Regions from separate parts of the Mus musculus genome. Here region 1 is linked to region 2. The links are chromatin contacts, found by Hi-C in ENCODE. All regions are on one chromosome and are shown on one strand. The core of a region is the stretch at or near the end of the contact, and the rest is flanking DNA. Distances in the headings are between cores, read along the strand shown.

Evidence for each region. Hi-C counts contacts between places; a loop is a spot of excess contacts on that map.
Region 1: a loop to region 2 is called in a map of v-Abl transformed pro-B cells, with 5 times the contacts of the local background. The contact joins the promoter of Bnip3 here to the promoter of Mki67 in region 2. A Hi-C loop is called at or near these places in 2 of 37 maps with a recorded cell type or tissue (adrenal gland and v-Abl transformed pro-B cells).

Annotation. Positions count from the first base shown.
Region 1 is chr7:138,907,608-138,913,635 of GRCm38, forward strand. It overlaps Bnip3 (BCL2/adenovirus E1B interacting protein 3), which reads right to left and starts at 1,899. Exons shown (of 6, transcript NM_009760.4): 1 at 1,756-1,899. The coding sequence starts at 1,786.
Region 2 is chr7:135,713,501-135,719,728 of GRCm38, forward strand. Mki67 (antigen identified by monoclonal antibody Ki 67) reads right to left here and starts at 2,879. Exons shown (of 14, transcript NM_001081117.2): 1 at 2,548-2,879; 2 at 461-539; 3 at 257-372. The coding sequence starts at 2,639.

The sequences.
Region 1 (6,028 bases), core at 649-3,148, 3.2 Mb after region 2:
AATAAAACCTGAATTACGAGATTTTTTTTTTAATGTGGCTGTAGTTTGAAAATACAGATTCTGTAATGTGTTAGGCTGATTAAATTCTGCCTACTAAAATCTCGTTTAGGGTAATAAATTCAGCTAACTCAGTGTCTCTGAATGCAAGCTTTTTAAAAACTCTTTTAACACAACACTGCTCTGAGTTACCCTATTCCAGTACTCCAGGACACAGAATCTCTGGACAGCATAGTCTACACAAGTTCTAGGACAGCCAGAGCTATACAGAGAAACCACGTCTTCACACTAAAGTGGGTACTGTGGCCCACACCTTTAATCCCAGCACTAGGGAGGTGGAGGCAGGCAGATCTCTGGGAGTTCACTGAGAGTGAGACCCTGCCTGGGGGGGGGGAGGGGAGTTGACACTAAAGCATTCATTTTAAAGGTTTGGAAAGCCTCTCTCTCACGTTTACTGACATGCGTTTTACCTGGTGAACTCTTGCTTCAGAGAGTACAAAGGTCAACAGGATCCTCCTCCAGTCTCAGGGCCTGAGACTCAACTCAGACTCAACTCAGGCCCACCAGGTAGCTCTCAGAAATGGACAATGGCACATAGCACCCAGGCTGGCCTTGCAAAACTAGCAGCTGTCTGCGCAGTGCTAACAGTCTGTAAAGGCTGATGCTGGGAGAGCCTTTCTGTTATTTGTGAGACAGGGTCTGGCTACAGAGCCCCGAACTAGCCTGGTACGACTGTGTAGTCCAGGCTAACCTGGAATTTGTCAAGACTCAACTTCACCCACCCCATGATGGGATTTTAGGTGTGTCACCACACCCAGCCTCACTTCCATTTTAACCTACAATCTACTTCACTGCTTGCAGTGAGCCTACTGAACTAAATTATAAGCACTTTACCCTCCTTTTGAGCTGTTGTAGCTCTCTTCCACACTACCTCCAGCCATACCCCCTCTCTGTTTTTCTCTTTGTAGACTTGGCTGTCCTGAAATTCACTCTGTAGACCAGGTTGGCCTCGAATTTACAGAAATCCCCCTGCCTCTGCCTCCTGATTGCTGGGATAAAAGGTTTGTGCCACCACTGTGCGGCTATCCCACCTCTTAACTCTAAAACCTGACAGAGGTCTGAAACCCTGTATCCTCCTCTTCCATCAGGAAGTGGCAACAAAGCAAGCCAGGGGTAAAGATTGGGGGAGAGGGGACACAGCGGCAAAGCCTGTTAATTCCAAATTCCAGCTACTCTAGAGGCTGAACCAGGAGGATCACAAGTTCAAGACCAGTATGTCTTAAAGCAATAAAATGAAAACTGGTAGTGTTGCTCGGGAAATGAGCACTTACCCAGCACGTTCAGATCTGGTTCTGTCCCCAGTACCAAGTAGGAAAAGTGAAAGGCACTACAGTCATAAATATTAATGACTTCAATCAAAGCACTGAAAATTCAACTGCAACCTCTAACTCACTTAAGCAACTCTGAACAAGGGGACGCCAAGGGCCTGAAATCTGAGCTACTCGGGAAGCTGAGGAAGGAGGATCGCAGAGTTCGAGGCTCCCCTGACCTACAGAGTCTGAAAATACAGAACTATGACAGTGTGAAGAACAGAGCAGGAAAGAAAGACCCGGCCTGCCTGTGAAGGTACTGTCTGTAAGATGCCCCGAGGCTCACCACCCAGCCCCGGCTGCACCGAACTGCATCGCGGCCTCCACTCACCGCACCCCAGCCCGCGACCCTACCGCCTCCGCGGCCCCTCTCGGCCCACTGCCTCACCCTGCAGGTTCTCCTCCCCGCTCTGCGACATGGTGGCTCGGCAAAGGAGCCCGAACCCAACTGCGACAGGCCTGGGAGGCGGTCACCGAGAGGTAGCAGGGGCAGCCTGCGCCGCTCAGTTCTGAGGCCAGGCGACACTGGACTGAGGGACAAGGGGCGGGGCGGGGCGGGACGCACGCGGCGGCGGAGCCCATTGGCTGGGGGGCGGGGCCTGCAGGTGGGGGAGGAACGCGGGGGAGCGTGTGGCACGTGCGGCGCGTGCGCCGGCATGGGCGGGGCCTGAGGCAGGAGTGCGCGGGAGGGCGGCTGTTTTTAAGGTCTAATGCAGAAGTGGACCGGGGGCTGTGCCTGAGGCTGGAGTAACTGGGACCTAGGCGGGTAGGGAAGAGTCTGGGGGCGGGGCTCGAGGTCTGAGCCTTGGGACTCCGAGGTGCGCGCATTGCAGAGGCCAAGAGGCGGGTCTTGAAGCCAGGCTGGAGGTGGGCAGACGTGGGCGGGCTCCGAGATAGGCGTGGCATGAGGACGTGCGGCCAGGTTTTTGGGCGTCTGGCCTTGGGTGCTGAGTTTGCCCCTCCTGCTCGCGGTTGACCCATAGTTCCCCAATCTCCTCCGGAACCTGCGAGCGCCAGCAATGGGAGCACACATGGTCTCGCTGTCTCTATGCACGCTTACAGATAGTTTTTTAGGTTGCATCTTTAAGAAAAATGCAGTCCGGGAGTGCTTATGTATAACTCTAGTCCCAGCCCTGGTTCGTGGCCAGGCTGGGCTGCACTGTATGAAGCTGTTTACAACAAAGCAAAACAAAAAATTTGCCAGTATTCTACTGCAGCATCAATGGCGAGTTGGGTAGTGCTGTGGTATGCTGCATGCGAGAAAGGACGGCATTTTTGGACAGGAACGGTTGGAGAGACCTTTGGAGGGCCAGTTTTGAGGATTCTGCATCCTCCCTGTAACCTACCCAGTAGCTTCTCTGTACTTGGAGGTTGGAATTCCCTCTTGATACAGTTCTGGGATAGAGAAGGGGCTTGTGAACCTCAAAAGAAGCTATCTTAGTAGCAGTGGGTCAGGTCACTAGAAGCAGCTTCATTTGGTGTTTTGTTTTTTCCCAGACAATGTCATAACCGAGGCTGGCTTTGAATTGGCTGTGTAGCAAAAGCTAACCTTGAATTTCCGATCCTACTGCTTTCGCCTCCTGAGAGCTGGGATTATAGCTATGCAGCCTTGATTTCCGTTTGTTTTGTTTGGAGTGCTAAGGTTATACGAGGGCCTTGCACATGCAAGTTCACTGCAGCTGAGCCATGTCACCAGACTGAATCTGATGTCTTTTTTTAGACAGATTCGCTTTGTAACCTACTCTGGTCTTAAACTTTTTTTCCTGCCCCAGCTTCCCAGTGGTTCCACCACTCTTAACTGAAAGCTTGCTTTCTTACAGTGCTCGGAGCTCTAGCCTAGGGCCTTCAGAACAATAAACAGATTCTCTGCTACAGACACCAAACCTTTGTCTCAACCCCCCAGGTGCTGGGATTACAGACATACTACCACACCTAGCAAGAAAAAAACAGCTGTGGTCCTGCTTGGTGACAGACTCTGTGTCCAGCAAGAAACAGCTGTGGTCCTGCTTGGTGATAGCCTCCGTGTCCAGCAAATCCAAGGGTTCAATCCCCAGCTTGCATAGATATGTGTGCCTGAATGACAAAGGGAAAGAGAAGGGTCTGGGAATTCTCTACACCAGTCTACTAAGAAAAGGAAAAACGAAAATGTGGATTTGAAGGGGTTAGGGATGTTATAAGTAGAAATTTATGTTTATCCTTTTTTTTTCTTTTTTTTTCTTTCTTTTTTTTTCTTTTTTTTTTTTTTAATGGTTTTTCAAGACAGAGTTTCTCTGTGCAGCCCTGGCTGTCCTGGAACTCACTCTGTAGACCACGCTGGCCTCGAACTCAGAAATCTGCCTCTGCCTCCCAAATGCTGGGATTAAAAGCGTGCACCACCACTGCCCGGCCCTTTTTTATTTTCTATGTATGTATGTATGTGTGTGTGTATGTGTGTGTATATGAGGCTATTTATTTATTACAGGGTCTCTCTAGGTCTCATGGAACTCACCATGTAAGCCAGGCTGGCATCGAGCTCTCAGAAAATCAGCCTGCGTCTGCCCCCTGAGTGCTGTAGACATATGTATTTTTAAGGAGAAAAGGTTGTCCACCTCTTTAGACCATTCAATAAAAAACAGGCAAAGGAGTCAGTTGTTTGTAGTGGAGCACCACGCCTTTAATCCTAGCCCTCTGGGAGGCAGAGGCAGGTGGATCTCTGTGAATTAGAGGCCCAGCTGGTCCACATGGTGAGTTCCAGGCCAGCTGAGTTACAAGGTGAAAGCCCGTTCAAAGGGGGGGAGAAAAGTGGGAGGTGGTGGCACGCATCTTTAATCCCAGCACTTGGGAGGCAGCAGAGGCAGGCAAATTTCTGAGTTCGAGGCCAGCCTGGTCTATGGAAAGCAGTCTGGGAAAAATCTAAGGTACCTGAGTGACTTTCCCAACTTACTCTCAACCCCATGGAGAGTCTCAGTGAATCTGTCCCTCAACGGCTGCAGTACCTCAGAGGCACTCCATTCATGACTAAGCAAATAATGCCAGTAGTGTGGCTCAGAAGCCTGGTGCATCTACCAACAACTTCTAGCCAGGCACACTTGGGATGTAGAGCCAGAAGGATCAGTTCTAGGCTGAGATTTACCCACATAGTGACTTTGAGGCCAGCCTGGACTACATGAAACCCTGTTTCCATAAGTAACTTACATAAGTAGAACAGGGGCCTCAGCAGGTAAAGGTGCTTGTCACCAAGTCTGACAACCCAAATGCAGTCCCCATGGTGGAAGGAAGGAGAGAACGGGCTCCCAATAGCTGTCCTCTGGCCTTCTCTTGTACCAAGGACATGCACATACAAACATTAATAGAATGTTTAAAATAAATTCAGAAAATGTTGTGATTGATTGAGATAGGATCTTACTGTATAGCCCTGGCTGTCCTAGAACTCACTATGTAGACTTGAACTCAGAGATATGCCTGCCTCTCTCTGGCTTTCTAGTTCTGGATTAAAAGCATGGTTCACATTGTGCTAATAATTTATTCTTTTGTTTTGGGTAGTTTTTGAAACAGAGTTCCTCTGTAACCGTGGCTTCTCTCTCTCTCTCTCTCTCTCTCTCTCTCTCTCTCTCTCTCTCTCTCTCTCTCTCTCTCTCTCTCTCTCTCTGCAGACTGACCTCAAACTCAGATCTCCCTGCCTCTGCCTCCTGAGTGCTGGGATTAAATGTATGTGCCACCACCCTGCTAGTAATTTATTCTTTAAAAAAATAATAATTAACTGGGGCTGGAGAGATGGCTCAGCAGTTAAGAACGCTGACTTCTTCCAGAGGTCCTGAGGTCCTGAGTTCAGTTCCCAGCAACCACATGGTGGCTCACAACCATCTGTAATGGGATCTGATGCCCTCTTATGGTGTGTCTAAGTACTCATATACATAAATAAATAAATAAAATCTAAAAAAAAGAAAAATATTTAAAAAAATAATTAACTGGATGTGGCAACTCCACCTATAATCCTAATACTCTAGAGGTCAGGGCAGGATCATCAGTTCATTAAAATGTATTTATCTATTTACACATGTGCAGAAATGTTCATGTCATGCTCATTGATTGATATCAGAGGGTGACTTAAAGGAGTTGGTTCTCTCCTTTCTCAGTGTGAGTCACTACTGACAGGTGCTTTTACCTGATGGGCCATTTTGACTACCTGAGCCATGCAGTAGATTCAAGTATAGGACAGAATACAGAAGTTAGTGAGACTTTGTGTCAAAAAGTAAAAGGGGGGTTGGGATACTCAGAATGTAGATGGCTTGGCTCTCATGCAGGAAGCCCTGGATTAAAAAAAAAAAAAAAAAAAAAGACTAAGTTTTGTGGCCCACACATGTAATTGAAGCATGATGTGAAAGGCAGGACAATCCACTGTTCAAGATCAAGTCCAAGTTACATGAGACTTAAAAAAAAAAAAAACAAAAAAAACTAAAGATGTAGTTCAGAGTTCAGTATAGATTTCTTCCCTTGCATGTGTCAGGATCTGGGTTCAATCTCTAACATTGGAGGGGGAAAAAAAAGCCAGGCAGTGGTGGCACACACCTTTAATCCCAGCCCTTGGGAGGCAGAGACAGGCCAGGGCTGAGTTCTGAGTTCAAGGCCAGCCTGGTCTACAGAGTGAGTTCCAGGACAGCCAGGGCCACACAGAGAAACCC
Region 2 (6,228 bases), core at 1,629-4,128:
AGGGGGGGAAAACTGACCCAGATCCCGAGGACCACATCTGAGCTTGTCCTCTATTCTCCACAGGCCCAGGCCCAAGCACCTGCATGGACATGTATGTGTGCGCTCACACACACACACACACACACACACACACACACACACACAGAGTGAGACATTTCTAACATCCACCAACACCAAAAAAGGATCAAACCATGGTACTAGTTTGTGATTAACGAAAGCACAGTGTTCAGAACTCATCCAGTTGGCTTTCACTCACCTAAAGGAGCGGTCAATGATGGTTATTATGTCTCCATGTCTCAGCCTCACAGGCTCATCTATAGTAACCCCGTTTACTTGAGTTGGATTGGTAGAACTGAAATTATATAATATTGCCTACGAGGAGAGAGGAGAGGCAAACACTAAGGACTTGCTTCAAGTCACCTTCAAAAGCTTTAAGAGTTGATTTCCAAAGCCAACTTACCTCTTGCTCTTTGACTTCAATTTTGCAATGTCTTTTTGACACTACAGGCAGCTGGATACGAATGTCACATTCAATACTCCTTAATACAAAAAAGTAAGGGATTTATGAGGGTATGCAACAAAAAAAAAGAAACCCTCAAGTTTTCAAAATATTAGCAGAATTTGACTAGTATGTTTATATTATAAGTGTAACGACACAAGGACTGACAAGATATGAGGGGCAGGGCAATGTTCACAAGTACTGCCTATGAAACCATAAAAGATGGAGACTTCTAGTACTTCAGAATAATTATATTAGAAAATACTAGCACACACAATTACTTTTCATGTAAGTAGTTATAATTACAAGACACAAATAAAAGAGAACTTTCTGTCAGTTTAGGAGAACTTTGGGTTTTTTTGTTTGGTTGGTTGTTTGGTTGGTTGGCTTTTTGATTTTTTTTTCAAGACAGGGTTTCTCTGTGTAGCCCTGTTGTTCTGGAACTCACTTTGTAGACCAGGCTGTCCTCCAACTCTGAAATTCACCTGCCTCTGCCTCCCAAATGCTGGGACTAAAGGCGGGTGCCACCACTACCCAGCTTAGAAGACCTTTGTAATGTGTTTATAACAATATGGGTGTTTAAGGACACAGAAGACTACTAGCATAAAATGTGCTGTGGCTAATCAATGCCTCAGTTTCTTCATACACAAAAGATCTATACCAGCACCCATGTTGCTATTCAGCTATAGTTGTATATATCACTTGGGTATGGGGCACACAGCTAATCTATGCGAGTCATTTTAGAACGACACCGAGTTGACAGACTCAGATGTCTTCACAACACAAACACTAATCCACAATCAGTATCTAGATTAGAATGTCTTTCTGGAAAGCTAGCATTGTGGTGGCACAGCACAGAAGGGACAATTCTAATCCAGCCACAAACCAGGACTTTCGCTGGTAGCTCCATCGTGAACTTTAAAAGCCAGACTATACTCTATATACTGTCTGCTTTCCTATGAACCTCTGGAGTCTAAGCATACCTCTTACAATAAATACCACATAACCAAATGCAAATTGATTTAAATTTTTTTAAACTTGTTAAAAGTATATTTAAGTAATATTGCAGAATAATCAAAATGAATGACACTTGTGACAAGAATTTGTACTCTCTTCTTTTAAACAACAACAAAGTTATAGAAAGTTCTTTACTCTGACAGGAAGTTCTTACTCTCAAGAAAACAGAGGTTTTGGGTTTCAAAACACCAGGCAGAAAGACCATATGTTCGAACCCCGTTTTACGGAGCAAAAAGATCACCACAATCCATACTAGATACAAAAGACCACAGACATTCTGGACCAGATACTTCCTCGACTGTCAAATACACCATGTCTCTGTCCTTACTCAGCAGTACTAACTAACGGCAGGCACCTCTCCCAGGGTGACATGAAAATCTGTCACCAGACTTTGTCAAATGTCTGAGAACTACCATTCTTGCCAGATCGCCATCTTCCTACCACTCATCCTGTGCCACACACTGATTGATCTTAAGTGTCAGTCGCCATATGGGACCCTAGAGATGTAACCATTAACAAGGCAGACCTTGTCTTGGAATTTAATCTACTGGGAGACAAACAAAACAATCTAAAACCTAGTCACCAATCTGCATGGTGTTAGGAAAGACGAGTTTTCTTAAAAGCATCCTCTCAAGTAACATTTCAAACGCGGCAGAAAGCCATAAGGGTCAACGTTTGCAGAAGTGGCAACACCAGCCACTGCCTGGAAGGCCTCAGGGAAGATTGCCATCCGACCGACGGGGGAGGGTGAGAGGGGACTCTCCCAGAGCACCCGAGCAGGGTTCTCCTATCTGATGTTTCCCGAAACATCCAGAGCCACAGCCGGCTGCCTGAGAACGACAGTGCGGAAGTTGCGGGACACCGACGTCAGCCTCGCGTCTACCGAGTGTAAAATCCCGATTCCATTTGGAAGCTCCCAATGCATGAGCGTGACTTCCGAACAAGCCACAGGGACAACCCTGTCAAACGCAGAGGGGGGTTGGGCCGCGGGGTCGCCGCCCCGGGTCACCTCAGCCCCGGCGCGCACTCACCTTCCAAACAGGCAGGAGCTGAGGCTCAGCGGGAAGTGTGCGCCGTCATCGCCGCTCCGCTTGATGGTGACCAGGTGAGCCGAGGACGCCATGGTCCGCCCGGCCGTCGGGACTGCGGACCAGGGCGGAGAAGCCTCTCGGTGAAGCTCGCAGTCGCCCCGCCGGGCCGCTCCTCAGCTGGTCCAGTCAGCGCAAGTTAGCTCTGGCCGCCGCTCACCGGGCGCAGCCCGCGTCGGAGCCCTCGGCTCCTTAGCCGCGGAGGACCGACCACGGCCACCCGCGGCCTTCGCTCCGCCCCGACCAGACCCGCACTCCCGCCGCCCGCGTCCCAAGTGCCCGCCACCCGCCACCCGCCGCCCCGTCCAGCCCCGACTGTCCGCCTAGGCGGTTCCGCGCCAAGGCTCGCCCGCCGCAGCCCGCCCGATTCAAACCAAAACGGCGGTTCAAATTCTGGCGCTAAGTGCTGCGATTGGGCCAGGCGGCCAGCCAGAGACCAATGGCGAGGGCGACAGAGGATTGGGGAAGTCCAGAGGTGGGGCCAGGCTGCGAGCCTGGGGGGGGGGGGGGGGGTGGAGCCGGAAGGTGGGAGGGGCCAGGCCGGTAGGCGGGGCCGGGCCAGAAGCTGGCTGGAGAAGCGGAACCCGAGCGGAGATAAGCTCCGGAAGGCGGGCAGGGTGGGGCTGGTGGGCGGGCCACTGCTGCTCTAATAGGCAGGGTAGAGGGTCCCAGCTTTTTCAGTGTCAGCAAAACTAGCGTGGCGACCTGTAGGAAGCTACCTGTAGGCTCCCTCTCCAGAAATCAAACACCGACAACGCCGCATCTTGCTCAACGCTAGAAGCTTTCTATTTTTAAAATTTATACCCTTCCTCTGCCGTTTCTGCAACACCTCATACGCAACCTAAGGTTGTTTCTCCTGCCTTTTCAGTATCCCTCAAACTGTCCTTTAAAAACTGGGGGACATCATTATAATTCATTCTACAGTCTCCCTGCTTAATGAACACTGAGGCAGTGGCACGGTTTTTCCGAAACCATAACTTAAGAGTTATTGCTGCGGCACGGTTAAGTTTGCAATGCTTTGCTGTTTCAGGGGGAAATGCCGATTAAAATAACCTGTGCAAGACTGCACCTGCAAATCCTAAAATAGGGCTCCTGGGGCACCAGTTGGGGTTATCTGAGGCCAGGTGCCAGTCAGATGAATATAGAGTACCTATGTTTTCCTGTCCTCTTTTTTCATGCTCCCTCCTCCTGTTCCTGGATCAGTGTTCTTCCAGTAGGGTGTTGTAAAAATTCCGCTTCTGGGGCAATAGAACCAATGTCTACCCTCTCCTCAAGGTCTCAAGGACAAGCCTGAAGTATGAAGCCATGAAATTTCACTCTGGGGAACGAGTGTGTTATACCACCCTAACCCAGGCTGATTAGTTATAGCATACCTCTTGGCCTCTAAACCTAAACCTCTGGTCAGGACTTCAAAAATATATTTAGGGTGCCATTGGGCCCCTTTGCTCCTATTCACAATGGGGCCACATGAATACACCCCCTTTCTGTGCTTCTCACTGTTGCCTCCTCTTTAATTAGCCTACTGAGGATGGGTGGTCCAGCCTGCCTTGTTAGGGCTGCCAGGATCCAAGCTCTACTTTAGGCCTTGGGCATTGCCTTCTCATCCTGAAACCTAAGCAATAGATAGATAGAGAGAGAGAGATTTAAAAAGCAGATCAGTTCATACACACATACACACACACATATATAGTTGTTACTTTATCATGAATATGTATATAAATGTGTGTGTCTGTGTCTGACCATGTGGATATGAGTACAGGTACCTCTGTATATCAGTAGATAGCATTGGATCTCACAGGACTAGAGTTGCGGGCAGTTGTGAGCCTCCTGAAGTAGCTAATGAGGCCTGACCTAGGTTTTCTCCAAGAGCAGCGAGGCCTCATAACCCCTATGCCATCTCTTCAGCCCTCCGTTCATATATTTTTAATTGTTTTTTAAAATGTGCTTAAAATTTACACTTTATGCTTTGTTTTAAATTATAGCCTTGAGGAACGTAACTTTAAGAGCCACAGTGTCTTCATTACTTTTCCGTTGTCATGAGAAAACACCATGACCAAGGCAACTTATTTTAAAAAATTAAAAAAACAAACCAAAACAAAACAAAAAAACATTTAACTTGGGGCTCATAGTTCCAGAGGGTTAGAGTCTATGACTATCATAGTGGGGAACATGCAGGCAGGTAGCTAGGCATGGCCCTGAAGAGCTGAGAGCTTACATCTGATCCACAAGTGCAAGACACATAGAACGGGGAGGGGGGGGTAAGGGTAGGGGAGAGAGGGAGGGGGAGGGGAGAGAGGGAGAGGGGAGAGAGGGAGAGGGAGGGGAGGGGAGAGAGGGAGGGAGGGAGGGGGGAGAGAGAGAAAGAGAGAGAGAGAGAAAGAGAGACACACTCAGGATGGAGTGGATAATTCAAACCTCAAAGCCCACCCCCAGTGATGTACTTCCTCCAACAGAGAGCTACAGCTCCTAATCCTTCCCCAACAGCTCGACCAACTGGGAACCATTTCAAATATATGAGCCTATCGGGTCCATGTCATTGAAGCCCCCACCCATATAAAGCTACCTAAGCATTATAAAAACACCCCCTACTCTCTTCCCGTTCCTCACGTTAAAGCATGCGTTCTCACTAACCTTTAACTCCTTAGCTTTGCTTCACTTTGGCTCATCCTGAAGTTTCAGGATGTCATTTTCAGCAACATTACCAAAGAAAGCGGGCCTGGAGGGCAAAGAGAACCACCTGTGCTGCCTACAGCACTGCTAGGCTCTGTTTGCCCAACACTGCAGTCACCTGCACCAGCCCATGGGGATGTGAAGCCCTACCTCTGCCACTGGGGTCCCTTTAGTTCCTCTTCCCAACACAGACAAAAGATTTTACTGTGAAAGTAACATGGAGGAGGGGTCGTGGTCTCAGCCTGTTGGGCCGCGGGAGGACTGGTGTCCATCCGTAGTCAGTGCGCCCAGGGCCTGCAGACAGGCTGACTGGCTTCAGTGCTGCCCACCCCACGCTGACACCACCTGATTTCTCTCTTCCTAGCCCAAACTCCTCGCTGCTCCAGGATCCAGGCCCTCTAGCAGGGATCCACCTCCCGGTCCTCCCTTTGAGATCACCCCACGGGTCCTCACCAGGTCTTCAGTGCTCCTCACACTAATGCCATATCTCCAGCACTATTCTGCCCCCTGAACTTGCATGTGGCTCTTTGGGAAACAGGGTTCCCATTAGGGCAACTTTCCCAAAGCACGAATAGGACCATAATCCTTGCTTCTCTCAAATTCTGTTACCATTTCTCTGCTTGTTTGTCTCAGCACTGAAGAGAATGGGATGCAACCCCTGATGACCTCTAAAGCTCAGCCTGTACTCTTCCTTCTGTTGGGCGGTCTCATCACTCCAGCCTGAGCCAGGTCACCTGACCCTCTACCTCTCAGGACTCCTTCCCTTAGAGCTTCTGATTGCTATAAGGAAAGACTCTGAGTCCTGCCAGGCTCTGAGGCCACAGGTGTTCCGGGGCTTCCTGTTTCCTCGTCCTCTGGATTCTGAAAGCGCTGTCCAATCTGAATGCTTAGCCCCTAGCTTCTCGCGGCTGGCAGGTTCTAGACTCTCTGCTGCTCAGAGTGGACATGCTCTGC